Regions from separate parts of the Homo sapiens genome. Here region 1 is linked to region 2. The links are chromatin loops, found by intact Hi-C in ENCODE. Cell type or tissue: heart left ventricle. All regions are shown on one strand. Each heading gives the region's core, and the rest is flanking DNA. Links, peaks and the distances in the headings are about the cores only. Region 1 overlaps LOC124906098 (a long non-coding RNA gene). Region 2 overlaps LOC100130691 (Putative uncharacterized protein FLJ44553).

Region 1 (8,335 bases), core at 60-8,059, 260 kb after region 2:
GTGAGTCATCTCCAGTGATTGATAAGGTCACGTGAGTCACATGTCCACTGGACAGGGGGCCCTTCCCTGTTTGGCAGCCGAGGCAGAGAGACAGAAAGAGGAGACAGCTTACACCATTATTTCTGCATATCAGAGACTTTTAGTACTTTCACTAATTTTGCTACTGCTATCTAAAAGGCAGAGCCAGGTGTACAGGATGGAACATGAAAGCAGACTAGGAGCGTGACCACTGAAGCACAGCATCACAGGGAGACGGTTAGGACTCCAGATAACAGGCCCTCCACAAGAGGTGAAGGAGTAGAGTCTTCTCTAAACTGCCCCTGGGAAAGGGAGACTCCCTTTCCCAGTCTGCTAAGTAGCGGGTGTTCTTCCTTGGCACTGACGCTACCGCTAGACCACGGTTCGCTTGGTAACGGGCATCTTCCCAGACACTGGCGTTACCGCTAGACCCAGGAGCCCTGTAGTGGCCCTGTCGAGGTGTGACAGAGGGCTCACACTCTTGTCTTCTGGTCACTTCTCACTGTGCCCCTTCAGCTCCTATCTCTGTATGGCCTGGTTTTTCCTAGGTTATAATTGTAGAGCAAGGATTGTTATAATATTGGAATAAAGAGTAATTGCTACAAGCTAGTGATTAATTATATTCATATATAATCATATCTATGATCTATATCTAGTATAACTATTCTTATTTTATATATTTTATTACACTGGAACAGCTCGTGCCCTCGGTCTCTTGCCTCGGCACCTGGGTGGCTTGCCGCCCACAGGAGATAGGTAGGAGACAGGCGGGGTAGAATTGGAAAGGGAGAACCAAGTTAACTGATGACCAAAATAACATTATTACACCAATAAATATATCTGTATTTGAATGCATAAAATAGCATTTATACCAAACATCAGACAACCAAAAACCAGCACTGCAATCACTAGATAGATCCCTCATGGTTATTATTCTTAAACGGTGTATGGAGTATTTCATACAGTGGAATAAACTCTCAAGACCTAACCCAGACATCATTCCTATTTTTCTCCCCTTTGTGTCCCCAAAGGTCCTGATCCCAACTCCAGCCTGGAAGGAGGTAAGTTAATTGTGGGAAAGGGAGGGAGGGAGGCACAGAGGGGAGGGATTGCTGAAAATAAGACTCCAGAGGACCTAGCCCAGAACGGAGGGTAGCCGAGCTGGCCATCTTAATGTGCAGGCTTCCCCAAGTGCTGTGTCTGGCAGCCCTCCATGCCAGCGCAGGAGGAAAATCTGGTTGAAGGGAGAGCAGGGAACTTTTATGATGCCCAAAGATTTCCCCAAGACAGATGTTTTTGCTTCTTGGCATTGCATTTCTGGAGGGGCAGAGCAATGGAGTCACTGTCATTGAAAATGACTGTGTCCCTGTGGTGAAATTGGCCCAGCCAGGACTGGTAATACATTGAGGTGGTTCCCAAGTTTGGTTGGCTTCCTAGAAGTTGAAAGCCTTATTTCTCTGAGCACATTTCCCTTTAATCACTGTGCTTTCCAGAGACCCAGGCTTCAGCTGTATCCAGCACAAAACAATTTGGGTACAAGCCACAAAGAGGACTCTAACAGCATGCATAAAGACTCCAACTCCCTGAAATTGATGTTTTTCTTCTCATCACTGCCATTCCCACACATGCCTATAACATGGATTTGAAATGGCCTGTTTGTATAAAGACTGCACACTGTTTCAAGCCATCACAACAATGGATAAGAAGCATTTACACTATCATTTTTAATGCAAAAGACAGAGTTACCCTAAGCCACGCTGCTATTAGCTTTGAATGTTTTTTGTCAGGGTGCAGTCTGCTGTGCATGAGACCAAGATGAAATGCCATTCCAGGTGACTCCGTGACCCTATGTGAGTATGTGTGTTTAGGCACCTGTTTAAAACATAACCACAGGCCAACATACCTTTTTTGAAGCACATGGATATCATTACTACACTTGAATTTTGGGTTGGAAGGAAATACAGCAGTTAACCACCTGAAATCTCAGTAAACAAAATAAGAATACCATCAAGTTTTACAACTGTGGGACAGAAGATTGCCAAATATAGGTTCCATTTAAAAAATTAGGAACTAAGTTATGTTACATACTTGAGTATTTTTGTCACAGAGTTATTACCTGTAACTAGAAGATTCCATTTCTACTAAGAAGTGGAGTAATAAATGGAAAAACATCAGTTGCTGTACCTTTGATTCCAATCCCATTGTATTCAGACAATGCAATGAATTTCTCACAAGCTTTTAATATGTAAAAACAATGCACTGGTATTCCTAATATTTTAAATGTATGTTGCTTGTCTTTTGCTAGTGGCAAAGAGGACCAGCATTAAGATGTCTGTTCATCAATTTCTTGATGTCTGCCCATCAGTTTCTCTCTCGATCAGGTGCTCCACCAGACTCAATTTAATGGAGGAAATCTCATTTGGGTCCTGGAAAGATTAAAGCACCTTACCCTTTACTTCCAAATTGAGTTCCTCTGGGAATCAACTTGAGATCCAGAAGTCTTGAATGAAACCAAATGCTTTGGGAGATAGTTTGCATTGCCTTAAAGTTTGCTCTCTGGAGGACTGTAGACACCGCAAACGGCCTTCTGTACTGTGTTCGGCTACTGTAGTCAATGTACTGAGAAACTCTTAATATTCCTAGGGCTTCCTAAATGGCCTAGAAATAAAGCTAACAGAAGAGGGCAATATATTTCACATAACTAACTTAACAGCATACCCAAAGTTATTTCTTTTCAAATAGCTCATGAAAGGACCTGGTCAGAATTTTGGTGGCAATAGAAATACCTGAACATGAATCCATCAGCTGCCCTTTAAATCTCCAGACTTTGAGTCTATTAAGAATGAAACACCACCCTGGAGGCTACAACCTTTACAAGGTCTGTGTTTCTTCTCCAAAAAATAAAAAGAACAAAGTCACCACTCTCCTCTCTCAACTGGAGGAAAACTCAGTAGAAACTCAACACTCTTTTTCAGTGAGAAATACCTGATGTCATATATTTTGTTTAATAAAGACTGAATTGGCTGTACACTAAGCCGATTTAAGAATGTGATCTGCAACTCATAGTCTTAATTACATGGAAAAAAAAGTGAATGAGTTCATTAATGCTGTAAAAAGGAATAGTGACCCTACCTGCCAAGTAGCAAGGTGGAAATAATTAATCTGGTCAATTAAAAAGAAACAGATAATTTAAAACACAAAGGCTTCCAGGTGGGGCACTGCATTCTGCTCTCTGGAACTGCGACTTCTTATTGTCGATTTTGGTTTTCTCAGTAAGTTTTCTTTGTTCTTTCCTTAAAATTTTTTTTTTTCGTCATGGATCAAATCAAATAGAAAAATCTGTCTGAGCTACAAAGCATGACTTGTTGCATTATGTCTTATGTCCTAAAATGTTGATTGATGCTAACTAACATACACTCTGGAAGTGCTCTGGCGGGGGCAGCGGGGGGTGGGTGGGGGAAGGGGTTACCAAGTTCCAGTATCATATCCAAGATTCTTTTCTCTCTTGGTGGGAGTCTGTTATATCTTACTTTCCCTTCAAAATTGTTTGCCTTTCCTGGGGTTTTAATAATATTTTTAAAGTGCTGGAGTCTGAGCCGCACTGTCTGGCTTATCTAATCCCATTTATGATCCTATAACCTTGAAGCTTGCCATGGCCTGGCTGTCAGCACCAGATTCTAAATACATGGGGCAGTGTGTTTGCTCCATGGAACAGGAAATTAGTCAAACAGTTACTTTTCTACAAATGTTCATAATTTCTCTTGACATTTACAAGCCAGTAGTAGTTCTTAGACATCGAATGATCTCAAGCCCCTCAGGGAGCAGTGAGTGGTTATCTATAACACTGCCCTGTGCAGATATTTGTGCAGAGCGTCAGTGCACTCCATTCCATTGCAGCAGAAAGATTGAGCACCGTCACCCAGCGCTGGTCCAGTCTATCTGTGCACTGCAGGTACAAGGAAAAAAGAACGTGTTAGTACTTTAATCCTTTTCAGCTGGTCCAAGCCCGGTCTCAGGACAAATATTAATATCATTTTCATTTTAACCATGGCAAAGGTTGAATAAAGCAGCATCCAATTTTTTCAATCTGCTCAAGAGAAAACTGTTTTCGTGGTGAAAGTTTGACTGCAAAATTCTGGTTGCTAAGGAGGAAAAACCTCATCTAAGAAAACAAATGTTGCTGTGGTGAAATGCGATTTGAAAGTCTGTATTTCCTAGGTGTTAGACTTGGCAAGTTAGAAATAGTGAGGGTGGAGAAAGGATGCTTTCCGTGGATGTGCTCAAACACAGTAGTACATATTGTCAGCTCTGCAGGAGGCGTGCTGTGGCCATATGTGTGTTGCGGAGTGAAATGGAATAAACAGCTGCTGCCAGGAATCCAATTCCTGGCAAGGAGGCAAACCCAAGTCCTCCTGTTTCCAAAATAAAAATCACCAGAGGGATTCCCCTTACAGCAGTTCCAGCCAGTAGTTTTATAAAAGCATAAAACATCAGTGTATTGTGGTTTATAATAATCCCTTACATTTGTAAAGCATTTTACAGTTTATAAAGTGCTTTACATACATTATCTCATTTGAGCCTCATAACAGCTCTGGAGAGTACTAGGCAAAATATTGAGATTCTCTTTTCACAGATGGAAAAAGGAAGGTTCAAAGAATGAAATGGTGAACCTGGTGCCCCAGCCTACAGCCATCCAGGCAGAGACATCCAGGGGCTACACTGGGGGCCTTGGGGACCCAGTAAAGGGATTAGTTTTTGTGTAGTTGAGGTGCAAAAGCAATTTTACTTCTCTTTGTGCAAGCATCAGCTTGCTCTATCAAAGGGCTTCTCCCACACTTTTTGAAGCAGCAAGGGAAGAAAGTAAGTTGTAAGGGAGCAAGTGGCAAGGGGAAAAGGTACTCAGCATACTGAGTGCAGAATCTAGTTTGCCCTTGATGGTAGTCAAGGCTATTTCAGTTTCAGCACGTACTGCAGAGATCAGCCAGGGTCACCTCAGAACTGCCTGGAGGAAGCAGCTTTGATACTGTTCAATTGTTCTCAGACACTGCCACCTTTGTTCACCCTTTGCAGAAAAACAGGCTTTTTTCCTAGAACTGCCAGCCTTGTGGTCATGTGAAGGCAGATTTATAGGAAGAACCTACATAGCCTTTTATGAAGAAACCCCCTCTGACCTTAGGAATTGGTGAGATGCAGAATTGTCCTATTCTGTGAGACAGGGGACATCACAGGTAGATGCTGTGGTGGCCCTGTTGTGGGCTGCTTTAGTCCTGAAATAGGAAACTGCTCTCTGGTAGAGACATAGAGACTTCTCTGACATGTACCTGGTTACCTGATCAGGTCTCAGTGGGCCCGCTACCACGCCTTGGGGTTTTGTGCTCTTTGGTTCTAGCTGCAGAATCTAGAAGTATAAGCTAGTGGTTAAAACACAAATCCTGGAACCAAAGTGCCAGTTGTTCTATGCTTACCAAATGTCTGTGGTGACAGAGGTGTACCTTACCTGAAAACATGGGGCTACTAATAAAATCTGTTTCATAAGGTTGTTGTAAGAATTAAATGAGGAATTATTTGCAAAGTGCTTAGAGTTGTGCCTGGGGTGAGGCAGGTGCTCTGTCCCAGCCCAGCTCCAGCCAGCCTCTTGCTGCTCCCTGACAATGTTTCAGTTACGATAGTGGTGACATCCCTCCTTCCTGTGTCAACTGTAACTCACTGTCCCATGATCCCCCAGGAAGATGCACAAACCAAGAGGCATTTTGCCTTTTGCAGTTTAATCATGGATCTTTTCATGCTGCAAAACAACCGGGGTTTATAGGGACACAATACATTTTAGTTGAGTTTATTTACATTTTTGACGTTAAAGCAAAAGTGGCACCCCCAAAATTTAAACAGGCAAGAAAGACTTTATTCAAGGCTATTGCAATAGGGGAGAGAGGCCAGAACTTTGTCTGAATTCAACTCCACTGGAAACAGTGTGTTTTTGAATGCTGGAGTGAGAGGGAGATGTGTGAGCTATCTGTGTTTGCTAACTGGCTTTACCCAAAGGAAAGCAAACTTCTCATATCTTTATGACAGGTGGTAGTTTTACAACTTGGAGCAAGGCACCCACTGAAGTTAGGTTCCTGTCATTCCACAGGATATGTTATGAGGCTCAAAGCTATCTTCTTTGATGATTATATTTCAAAGACATGGATCCTAGATCCTTGACAAACACATTTCTGGGTAGTAAAACTGGCAAGGGATGTTTTAAAAGATTTACGTATATCTCAAAGGAGCAGAGAACAAATTTACAATTAAAAGTTTCCTAAAGAAAATACAGCCTGGCCAACATAGTGAGACTCAATTTAAAAAAAAAAAAAAACAATAGTCACGCCTGCTGGTGCGCTCCTGTGGTCCCAGCTACTCCAGAGGCTGAAGTAGGAGGATCACTTGAGCCCAGGAGGTCAAGGCTACAGTGAGCTATGATAGCACCACTGCACTCCAGCCTGGGTGACAAAGCAAGACCCTGTTTCAGAAAAAAAAAAGCTCTAAGAAAAGAGAGGTCAGAGCCTCAAGTCAGGAAGAAGCCCGTCTGAAGTTTAGTTACGCTGAGGGAAACATTAAGGCTATCTGTGTCCTTGGTGTTTTAGAAACTGGGTGGTGATTTGCTCCAGAATGCCCCTTCCAAAGAATTCCTTTTGAAGGTGAACACAAGAAGTGCAGGGCCCCTGCTAGGCCACAATAGGAGCCCAGCTTCTTTCAGTTACCTGAATGTCCAGTCTCAGCCCTTTCCTTTTTCAAAGGGCAGCTAACTCTCACTGACTGAGAAAGGAGACAGCCTCATTCTACTTTCTGTCTTGACCTCTCTGAGTCCAGGTCCACTTGATAAGGTGATGTCCCTCCCCTGGACCAAAGATTGACACTCTGCCCCTTCAGTTCATCCAAGGTCATGTGGTTTGGAAAAACCTATATAGCAGAGGAAAAGTCACGACCCTGCTAATTAGGACTTTGCCCTGAATGTCAAACGGGATGCACTTTAAAGATATAAGCCTGCTCACAGGAAAAAGACCCTTTGTGGATTCCTACTCCCAACCTAGGTCACAACTAGCCCATCAGCCTTCAGGTGCACACCCATTCCTTTCAGGAAAACTCCACTCCCAAACACCCCTAGTCATTTGGTCTGCAGAAGCCATCCAGGACTTCGACCAAATGGTTAGTGATGGCTGTTCCTATTTAAACCTCACGAAACAATAAGGTGTGTGGTGGTCGGGGGGCGGGGGGCATTTCTTGTTGCATGGAGAAGGGTGGGTCTGAAGTCTACTGGTCAGATTTATTTTTCAATATTTCTACCAGGGTGAGCTATAGGCGTGCTCATCCCTTCACCTCTTATGCTGTGTCTGCCAGTCTCATCCAATGGCCACATTCATTTTCAGGAAAAATATAGTTTATTACTTATTTATTTATTTTGAGACAGAGTGTCGCTCTGTCGCCCAGGCTGGAGTGCAGGGTCACAATCTCGGCTCACTGCAAACTCTGCATCCCAGGTTCAAGTGATTCTCCTTTGCCTCAGCCTCCTGGGTAGCTGGGATTACAGGCACCCACTACCACTCCTGACTAATTTTTGTATTTTTAGTAGAGACAGGGTTTCACCATGTTGGCCAGGCTGGTCTTGAACTCCTGGCCTCAAGTGATCCGCCCACCTCGGCCTCCCAAAGTGCTGAGATTACAGGCGTGAGCCACTGTGCCAGGCTCTGGGATGATAGCGTTTACATTGATATTGAGAAGTATTTCCCAAATTTGCAAGGTACCTTTCCTCTTCTCTCTCTCCTCCTTTCCCCCCTTGGGGCATTAGGCCCCATTTTTGTATAGGACAGTGTTTGGTTTCTTTCCTGTTCTGCTCTGGGAGGAGAGCAGGGGAGAAGAAAATTATTGCTAGAATATTAAAGGAGCTATGTTACCCAAGGGCCATTCTGATCCTCCTCCGGGCCTTTTGTGTATGGGGCTAGAGTAGGGAGGTTGCCAGTTCTTGCTGTGTCGCCCATGGGGTTTTGGCTCTAGAAATGCTACAGAGCTGTAGTTAAATTGTATTTTACGCATTCAAAGGAGCCACTTTCAAATCTTAAAGCAGACCCTGACCTGCAGAAAATCAAATGTTAAAAATCAACAGATGTTTGAGCAAGAGGAAGTACAACACTGAAGGTCTCTTCGTCGTTTGCCACATACAAGGCCTATGAGGGTAAATGTGGCATGCTCAAAGTAGCACAGATTTACACTAATGTTTTACCCAGGCAAAGTTTTCAGAAGAACTCAACTACCTTTAATGTTGATTCTAAAAGGGTGGTGT
Region 2 (8,335 bases), core at 133-8,132:
GCACTAGGAGTTGCGTTGGCAAAGACAGATAGCCTGACCCATTATAATATTAACTAATTTCAACCCACACTAATTATCAAAGGTACTCATTTAAGGAAAGATGTGGTGTTTAGAGTAATCTTGTGGAAAGACTGCTTTCACTTAAAAAAAAAAATGGGGCCAGGTACAGTGGCTCACGCCTGTAATCCCAGCACTTTGGGAGGCTGAGGCAGGAAGATAACGAGGTCAGGAGTTCGAGACCAGCCTGACCAACATGGTGAAACCCTGTCTCTACTAAAAATACAAAAATTAGCCGGGTGTGGTGGTGCATGCCTGTAATCCCAGCTACTCAGGAGGCTGAGGCAGGATAATTGCTTGAACCCAGGAGGTGGAGGTTGCAGTGAGCCAAGATCACTCCATTGCACTCCAGCCTGGGTGACAGAGTGAGATTCCATCTCAAAAAAGAAAAAACAAAAAGGATAGAGACAGAATTTAAAAGTTCTCTGACACAACAAAAATTGATTTTTTTTCTTAAATATGAAAGATTCACTTAGTTTTTTGTTTTGGCCTCAGGTTGGTTTATTTATGCACTATATTTGTTTTTATTGCCATGGTGATCTTTTCTTCTTTCTTTTTTTTTTTCTCCCCTGCAGTTCAGTGGTGCCTTCTTGGCTCACTGCAACCTCTGCCTCTGGGGTTCAAGTGATTCTTATGCCTCAGCCTCCCGAGTAGCTAGGATGACAGGAGCACACCACCACGTCTCACTAATGTTTTGTATTTTTAGTAGAGACTGGGTTTCACCATGTTGGCTAGGCTGGTCTTGAACTCCTCACCTCAAATGATCCGCCCGCCTCGGCCTTCCAAAGTGCTGGGATTAAAGGGGTGAGCCACCGCACCCGGCCGTGTCTTTTGCTGTTGCTGTTTAAAAGACACAGGTCACCTTTTAGCTTCTGTCCAGTTCATTACACATGAACAATTTGGTTTTCTTTAGAACACTCTTGAGCCCTTGAAATGTCATACATTGTAGGGGCCAGTTTTCTTATGTTTTCCCTGTCAGCAGATTTTGTTAAAAACATCTTGCTGATAGACCCTATTTTATTAATGATGAGATTCAATGAACCCCTGCAGGGTAAGGTTTTTTTTTTTTTAAATCTCTTTTGATGGGGTTTGATGTAAACCTCAAAGGTCTTCTCTCTATGTCTGTTCTATTCCTTTTCTCTTGCATTATTAATTCACCCATAAATTGCAAACTTCTAATGAAGTATTACCTTCATGCTAACTTCCTAAGTTTCAGGGCAGCATCTGGTGACATAGGGATCATTTTACAGCAGTGTCACAGCATCAGTTGACAAGAGGGTCAGTAAATAGCATTGTTATGGATCTTAAATGAATCCAATACTTACAGCAAACCAGGTGGCGTGGAGTTTGGCTGTATCAGACGTGCAGGATAATGATGCAAATGACCATGCTTACACAACCCCTCTGCATGACTTAGGAACAATGCCTACATTATCTTTAAGATACAGAAAACACAAGTAACATGTAAGAGACACTGTTAGAGTCAGTTCCCCTGATCACTAATATCGGTGTGTCGTCAGTCATTTTTTGTATTCCCATGTAACTGATTAAATCTATTTGGGAAAAAGTGTCGGCCATCGTATCTTAGATTCTGTTTCTTAAAAAAAAAAAAAAAAAAAGGAAGAGTGAGTTGGGGGAGGGCTGTTGATGGCAGTTTGCTGCCGCTGAGTCTGGCCTGCTGTTTTTCTGGCATTTTTTCATCTGTGCTGCCATCTAGAGAGGAGAATTGGAAACACGCAAAAATAAAGTCCCAAGATGGAGTTCAGGGAAAGTGGATACTGTGTATTTATTTGTAGAAAACTGGAAGAAACATCATGAGATTTGGGACTATAAATTTATGTTTTTCTCTTCTCTCTCTCTGTCCCTCCAAGATCCAAAACAGGACTTGGATATCTGTTTCTCAGTTTTTGTGAGGACATTCCAGGCATTGCTGGGAAGCCATTTCCTGGATTCGAACTGACTCCTTACATACCTAAAATTCAATTGTATAAACTTTCTGGGACCTCTAAATTGTCAGAAAGTGGTCTCACTTTTCTACAGTTGAAACATTGCTGGAAATGCTCACATTCCCAGTTCTGTAGGATTTGGAAATAAAATGGCAGCTTTTTGTGTGTGAATTAACAAGAGAAAGAAGTCCTTTCAACACAGTGGAGCAGTTTCCTGAAGTCTGTGCCTTCCACAGAATCTACCAGATCTGCGGGATGTTTATAGGTGAAACGTTGGTCAAATGAATTTGGGGATTGCAAGGTAAAACAATGTTAAGCAGTTTTTATAGGCTTTAATTTACCAGTGTCCACTGCCAGCTTGCAAGAGAGGAAAATGCTGGGCAAGCTTTCCCAAACTTGTTTGACCTTGAAACCCTGGGCTTTTCATAGACCTGGTGTTGTGTGGCGCTTACATTCGGAGCTATTACAACAGGGAAAGGACATTAGCCTGCTGCATGCACACTACGCAGAAACACCAGTCCTCCCTGACCCCATCCTATTCCTTCTCTCTGTGTCTCAATATTTTTGAAGTTTTGTTTTGGTTTGAGTAGAGACTGGGGAATTTAACTACTTTTTTTCTCTAGCAGGATTGTAACAGGAGTAGGATCTGTTTGATACTTGCTACTCCCAGGTAAAACAAAGTAAGTTTACCTACAACATATGCCAAATTTTCTCTCTCAGCTTACATGTCAAACAGCACATAGTAAGATAGTCTTTTTACTCAGAACACATTTAGTGTGCTCTAATTCTGTGTAAGGTACCACTGGGAGGGGAGAACAGAGAGAAATAAAATATGATCCTTGACTTAGTCAAATCATTAAATAGATGGAGTGATAAGCTTATACACAGATTACTACAAGATCCCTTATACAGATAAATAATGGTCATACTAGATTTAGTCATCATAACTGAAATAATAGGGTTTAGTTTATGTGGAGCAAGGCCATGGAAACTATCCATGGAAAAAGAAACTAATAGCCTTACAGAAACTCTGTTATAGTGGCATCCATTGTTAGAGCATTTCACCTTATTTAAAAAAAAAAAGAAAAAGTCAATGGCAAAGAATATCTGTCTGTATTAATTCTGGAAAGTGACATTCTTGATGAAACTAAGTGAACAATATTAATAATGCTTCTCTTTAGATAATTTTTCTGCATTTTAGGAGATGGACCATATAATTCATAGTTTTGACTCAAAAAGTAATGTCTCTATTTAGGTATTAATAAGGATATGATCCCTTACAAGGGATACATATTATTTCCACTTCATGAAAACAACAGGGGCTCAGAGAATAAGCTTGTTTAATAGCTTGTAAAGGGCAGGCTTGGAATTCAAATCCAGTTCTGTCTGGCCCCAAATTGTTATTTTTGTTTCCCTTTTTGTGGGGCAGAGTAATTTTAGAAAATGTTTGCGTACTTTCTGATTTCTATAGCCTAAAAATATGATGCCAAAGAAAAATGAGGAAAACAGCTTTCCTGAGCTTTAGAGAATTACACATACACAAATAGGAGACTATAAGCTTTGTGAGAGCAGAAACCTCAAGGCCATATCTGTTCTCTTTGCCACACTAAGCACAGAGCTTAGCACATACCTGGCATATAGATCCTCATTAAAGATTTGCTCAATGAGGCACATATGAATGATAGTGTTTGAGATTAGGTGGTAGGCACTCATGAAAACTTTCAATATCTTCTTGTATTTTTTGCAAGATAGTCCACAGTTTTGAATCTGCAAAGGAGAAATAAGATTAAGGTTAATGCAGGCCATTTGAAAGTATGCCTTACCTCCTCATGAAATGGTCTGAATCTGATCAAGGGCAATTTTCACATTTGTGATTGTACTTTCCAGTTAAAACTCAATAATTAATTAATCATATTGTGAGTCAATTTGTGGATGATTGAGAACCTTCCCCTGCATAGTTGTTTGGTCATTCCCCAACAAATTCATTCCCTGAAAATGGCTAAAAAAATTAGGCTTGAAGTAAAACTAGATTTGAAGGCAACGACTAAATCTTCTTTATATCTGTATTCCTAGAACACATTCCTAGAATATATTGTGCTTTATAATAAGAGCACAATATATTTTGAACTAGGAAGGAAGAAAAAAGAAAGGGTAGCAAAAAGGAAGAAAAATGAGAGTTAGGAATCTTGGATTTAAGCCTTGGGTTGACAATGTGAATTTGGGCCAGTCATTTCTTCATTTTGTTTCTCAGTTTCCCTTTTTGGAAGCCAGAGGAGTTGACCTAGTTGACCACTAACACACCTCCAGATTCTAATTGCCTGTGGAAGAGAGACTGGGGTCATTCTTGGTATAAACATGCCCATGCTTCCTTTTTTCCACTAGGGGGCACTGTAGTACTAGCGCAGTGGCCTCCATCTTCCAATTTATTCAATTCTGTTGACAGTATTTTTCCTGTTTTAGTCCCCTGGAAAACATTCTTTACCTTTAACTTTCAAACTCAAATTTACACTACAAAGTATGAGATTTAATTTGGTAAGGAAAGCTGGATAAACATAGGAAGAATGTAGTTCAATGATTTATATTGCTTAAAAGAGAAATTAGAATCACAGAGCTATTTGCATAGTTAGGTTATAACACGTTAAGATTTTCTGTGGTCCAAAAGGGGGGCTTTGAAACTCTTTTAAAGGAAAACAAAGTGGAAAAAATTGTAATTACCAGAATAACAAAAACATAAACTTAATAAGTATGTCAAATCTATGTGAAGACAACTATAAAATTGCCAAGGCTTAAACAGAGATATACCATGTTCTTGGATAAGAACACTCGGCATTTAAAAATTTTTTAATTATTCCCCAAATATATTCATAAATATAATACAATTCCAATGGAAATGCCAATGGAATTTTTTTTGAAACTTTACAAAAGAGTTCTGAAGTTCCTTGAGAAAAGTTAAACTGAAAAGAGTCAAGAAAAAAAGACAACCATTTGAGAGGAAGGAGGATTTTAACTGCTAGATTTTTTAAAAAAGATAAAACAGCTGAAATTAAAACAGTAGCATAATGACAGCAAAATAAACAAACAAACCAATAAAACAGTGAGTCCAGAAACAAACCCAAGTATGGTGTCCTGGATGTGTTTGTGTGTCTGGGGTTTGTGTGCTTTGGTATTTGGCATCTCAACACTTTTCCTGTTATAGGAACTGAAAAAAGGCATATCTTCCTCTTCTAGACAGCAAGGACATCAGCACATAACTGAAGTTTGTCCAGTGGGATTCCCACATTGAATCCAGAAGGAGTGATGCAAAGATGCAGAAACCATCAAGCTATCTACTGAGACAGTGATGATGTCAGTAATTCAGGAGAAGAGAATGTCTGGTGGTGGCACTGTCCTTAGTTTCTATTTAGGCTCTTCCTATAACAGTTCTTCACCAAGTTCTGGCAGCATTCTAATCAGACTATTCCTTCAGTGGTCCTTGGCTGATTCATCTGCTGCCAGCCTCCTTTGGCTCCTGTCTGATTTCTGAGCCTGATTTTTAACTTTCCCAAATAACTTTGTATATAGATACTGTTACTCTTTCAGTAAATTCCATTCTATTTAATCTACCTAGAATTGGTTACTAATGCTGGCAAATAGGAATTCTGACTTGTACAGAAACTGGTAATGGGGATTCGGTTACACACAACAGACTTTCAGGGAAATCAGGAGAATCTGGGTATGCAGACTCATTGTGTTTGAAGATAATAAAAACCAATTAATATTCAAAGATGAGACTCTGGAAACCCACAGCTTATAGTAGTAAAATAGCTAATGAAATTAATGCCTGTGAGCATTAGGATTGAGTTGGGTATTAAAGACAAGACCATGGGGGAGAGAATTGCTGTTGTCACAGAACAGTATGAAGGAAATGAGGAATTCAAGAGCTGGGTGCTAAGGCTAGCTGCTTCATTTGAAGACATTAACAAATGAAAATCTCTAAATTCTCATCTTAAAACATGAACTGAAACCCAAGCTGTGAATTTGTTAAAAGAAACTTTTATAGCCCTAGGATGGAGATAGCTATAAACCAATATTTGTTCTTGTTGATTGCTGATTTGCAAATCAGTCGAATTCACCTCCTTACCTGGGGTCTTAGAAGAGCATATGTTAAAGTGCTGATTCCGAAAGAGTAAGATCTTTAAAATTAAAATGCTATATAGGGGAGAATTTGAAGAACGCAGAGATTCCTTGCCCCCAAACTCTCAGCCTTCTTTGCAGCTGAAGCTTTTATTATAAAGCTATTTCTCCTTTGTTTGAAGAGGCTGAAACTCCCTAGTTTGAGGGAGTTACCTTATAGGAGGTTCTCTTATACCCTACTCTTACTCTGCACTATCTCCAGATCTGTAATTAGAGTCAAACTCGCTGGGCGCGGTGGCTCACACCTGTAATCCCAGCACTTTGGGAGGCTGAGGTGGGCGGATCACCTGAGGTCAGGAGTTTGAGACCAGCCTGGCCAATATGGTGAAACCCTGTCTCTACAAAAAAATAACAAAAGATTAGCCAGGGATGATGGCAGGTGCCTGTAATCCCAGCTACTCGCGAGGCTGAGGCAAGGAGAATTGCTTGAACCCAGGAAGTGGAGGTTGTGGTGAGCCAAGATCACGCCACTGTACTCCAGCCTGGGTGACAGAGCAAGACTCCGTCCCCCGCCCCAACCCCCAAAAAAATTCTACTGTGCTTCAAGAGGCTAGTTTACAAAGTGAAGCTCAGTAAGATATATCTCAAGCACCAAAGAAATTGAAGAACTTTGCTAATTAATCTGTGGGATGTGAGTTAGAATTGATTTTAAGAATGTTGAATGAAGAAGAAGAGGACATGATTTGAGATTGGGTTGAATTTACTAATAGGGCTTACAAGAGATTCTGGATTATTCTAGTTTGAGAAGCTAGGAATAATTCTGTTTGCTCTGCTAAATGTTCATTGACATTTAGACTGAGGGGTGAGTCATACAAAATAAAGTTGAGATGCAAATCTCTTAGGTAAAATGTAAATGAACAAAATTTTAAATTTTAGGAGACAGGAATGCTGGATTAGATTTGTCATATCTGACCCAACCACCCACCTCAATTTTGTCTTCCAAAAAAGGGTCTAGCCAGTTGCAGTGGCTCACACCTGTCCCAGCTACTTGGGAGGCTGAGGTGGGAGGATCACTTCACCCAGGAGTTTGAGGCCAGCCTGGGCAACATATCGAGACCCTGTCTCTAATTAAAATAAAAATCATAAGAAGGTCCAGAAAACACTCTTTACAAAGGCCTTGAGAAACAAATCTATGAGGGAAGGGTCAGTATAAAAGTGATTTAGAGAACGTTTCACGTAGACCAGCGATGATGCTGAAAAAAGGCTACAGTTGAATTTGGCTTACTGAGTTTCAGAGGGATGGCAGGATCCCAGAGTGACATGGTCTAGGTAGCACATTTGCATGGGGCTAAGTTGAAAGTTAGTAGGTCAGTGTGAAAATTAGAATGCTCTGACTCATGGATTCTTGGGAGGTGACTAACTGATCATGGAGTCCCCAGGACTGAAATAAATAAGCAGTCACTAAGGTTCTACTTGATTTGTATAGCAAACAAGCAAACAAACAAAACCTTTATGTCTAGAAAAGAGAGACGGTATCCAATTTCCAGATATGAATGCGTTCTCAGACACAGTTAAAGGAAATCTGAGTACCCTCGAGGAAGTGCCTACTTGAGTCTACCTCCTGGAATACAAAGGGACTTGTGGCCATTTATTAGGACAGTTGTGAATGATGAAGCAGAGATAGTTCACTTTCATCTGGTACGGACAAGAATATAGCTTTACCTTCTTGCCACAGGATTACATCACCTTTTGGACCCTGGGTCAAAATGAAGTCAGCAGAAAGCTTCTTATTTCCTCATTTCACATGATATCAGATTATTCATCCTATACAAGTGGGGACAAAAGAGTAGAAAGCAATAAATACCTTGGATACCTTGAAAAAAATACATGAGCGCTCGAGTGGGAATTTTTCAAGGGTCCAGTGGTATACAGAACATGTTTGGCTATAATTCTAAAGTGAGAGATAAACTGTTGTACCTGAGCTCCTTACCAATATGAAGAGGTACTATTTTGGTGGACCTCTTTGGATATTAGAGGCTTGCTACTAGGTCCCAGTGGAACACCTAACCCTGAGACACCAAGTGACTTTGCGTCGTAATTGTCTATCAGGATCCAGGTGTTAATTCAGGCTCATAACTCACCAGGCCTGGATAGTCCTGAGGATGAGTGAGTTTAGTGAGCACGTTGCTTGTATTCTCCTGCTACTTACGTCTGTCACA

The links. A loop is a pair of places that touch in the nucleus more often than their neighbours do. Peaks named below come from ENCODE experiments on the same cell type or tissue, not always from the same donor. Only the 100,000 strongest peaks of a DNase experiment are listed, where the experiment ranks them.
Region 1: a loop joins it to region 2, with 6 times the contacts of the local background. A loop is called at or near these places in 64 of 110 quality-filtered maps.

The regions. Positions count from the first base shown.
Region 1 is chr2:177,594,170-177,602,504 of GRCh38, forward strand. It overlaps LOC124906098 (a long non-coding RNA gene), which reads right to left. Exons shown (of 3, transcript XR_007087317.1): 3 at 2,239-3,964. Among named protein-coding and RNA genes, the nearest start is that of IFT70A-AS1, 4.7 kb to the right of the region's middle. In heart left ventricle, for the core only: a CTCF peak has its summit at 4,298; a DNase peak (open chromatin) is centred at 4,353; H3K4me3 peaks cover 526 bases.
Region 2 is chr2:177,330,760-177,339,094 of GRCh38, forward strand. It overlaps LOC100130691 (Putative uncharacterized protein FLJ44553), which reads right to left. Exons shown (of 9, transcript NR_026966.1): 2 at 7,839-7,940; 3 at 3,634-3,770; 4 at 1,383-1,492; 5 at 813-897. Among named protein-coding and RNA genes, the nearest start is that of MIR6512, 21 kb to the left of the region's middle. RefSeq lists an enhancer at 7,247-8,335. In heart left ventricle, for the core only: CTCF peaks have their summits at 1,767 (motif pointing left), 4,383 (motif pointing right) and 4,588; no DNase peak of the experiment used is centred there; H3K4me3 peaks cover 496 bases; H3K27ac peaks cover 291 bases.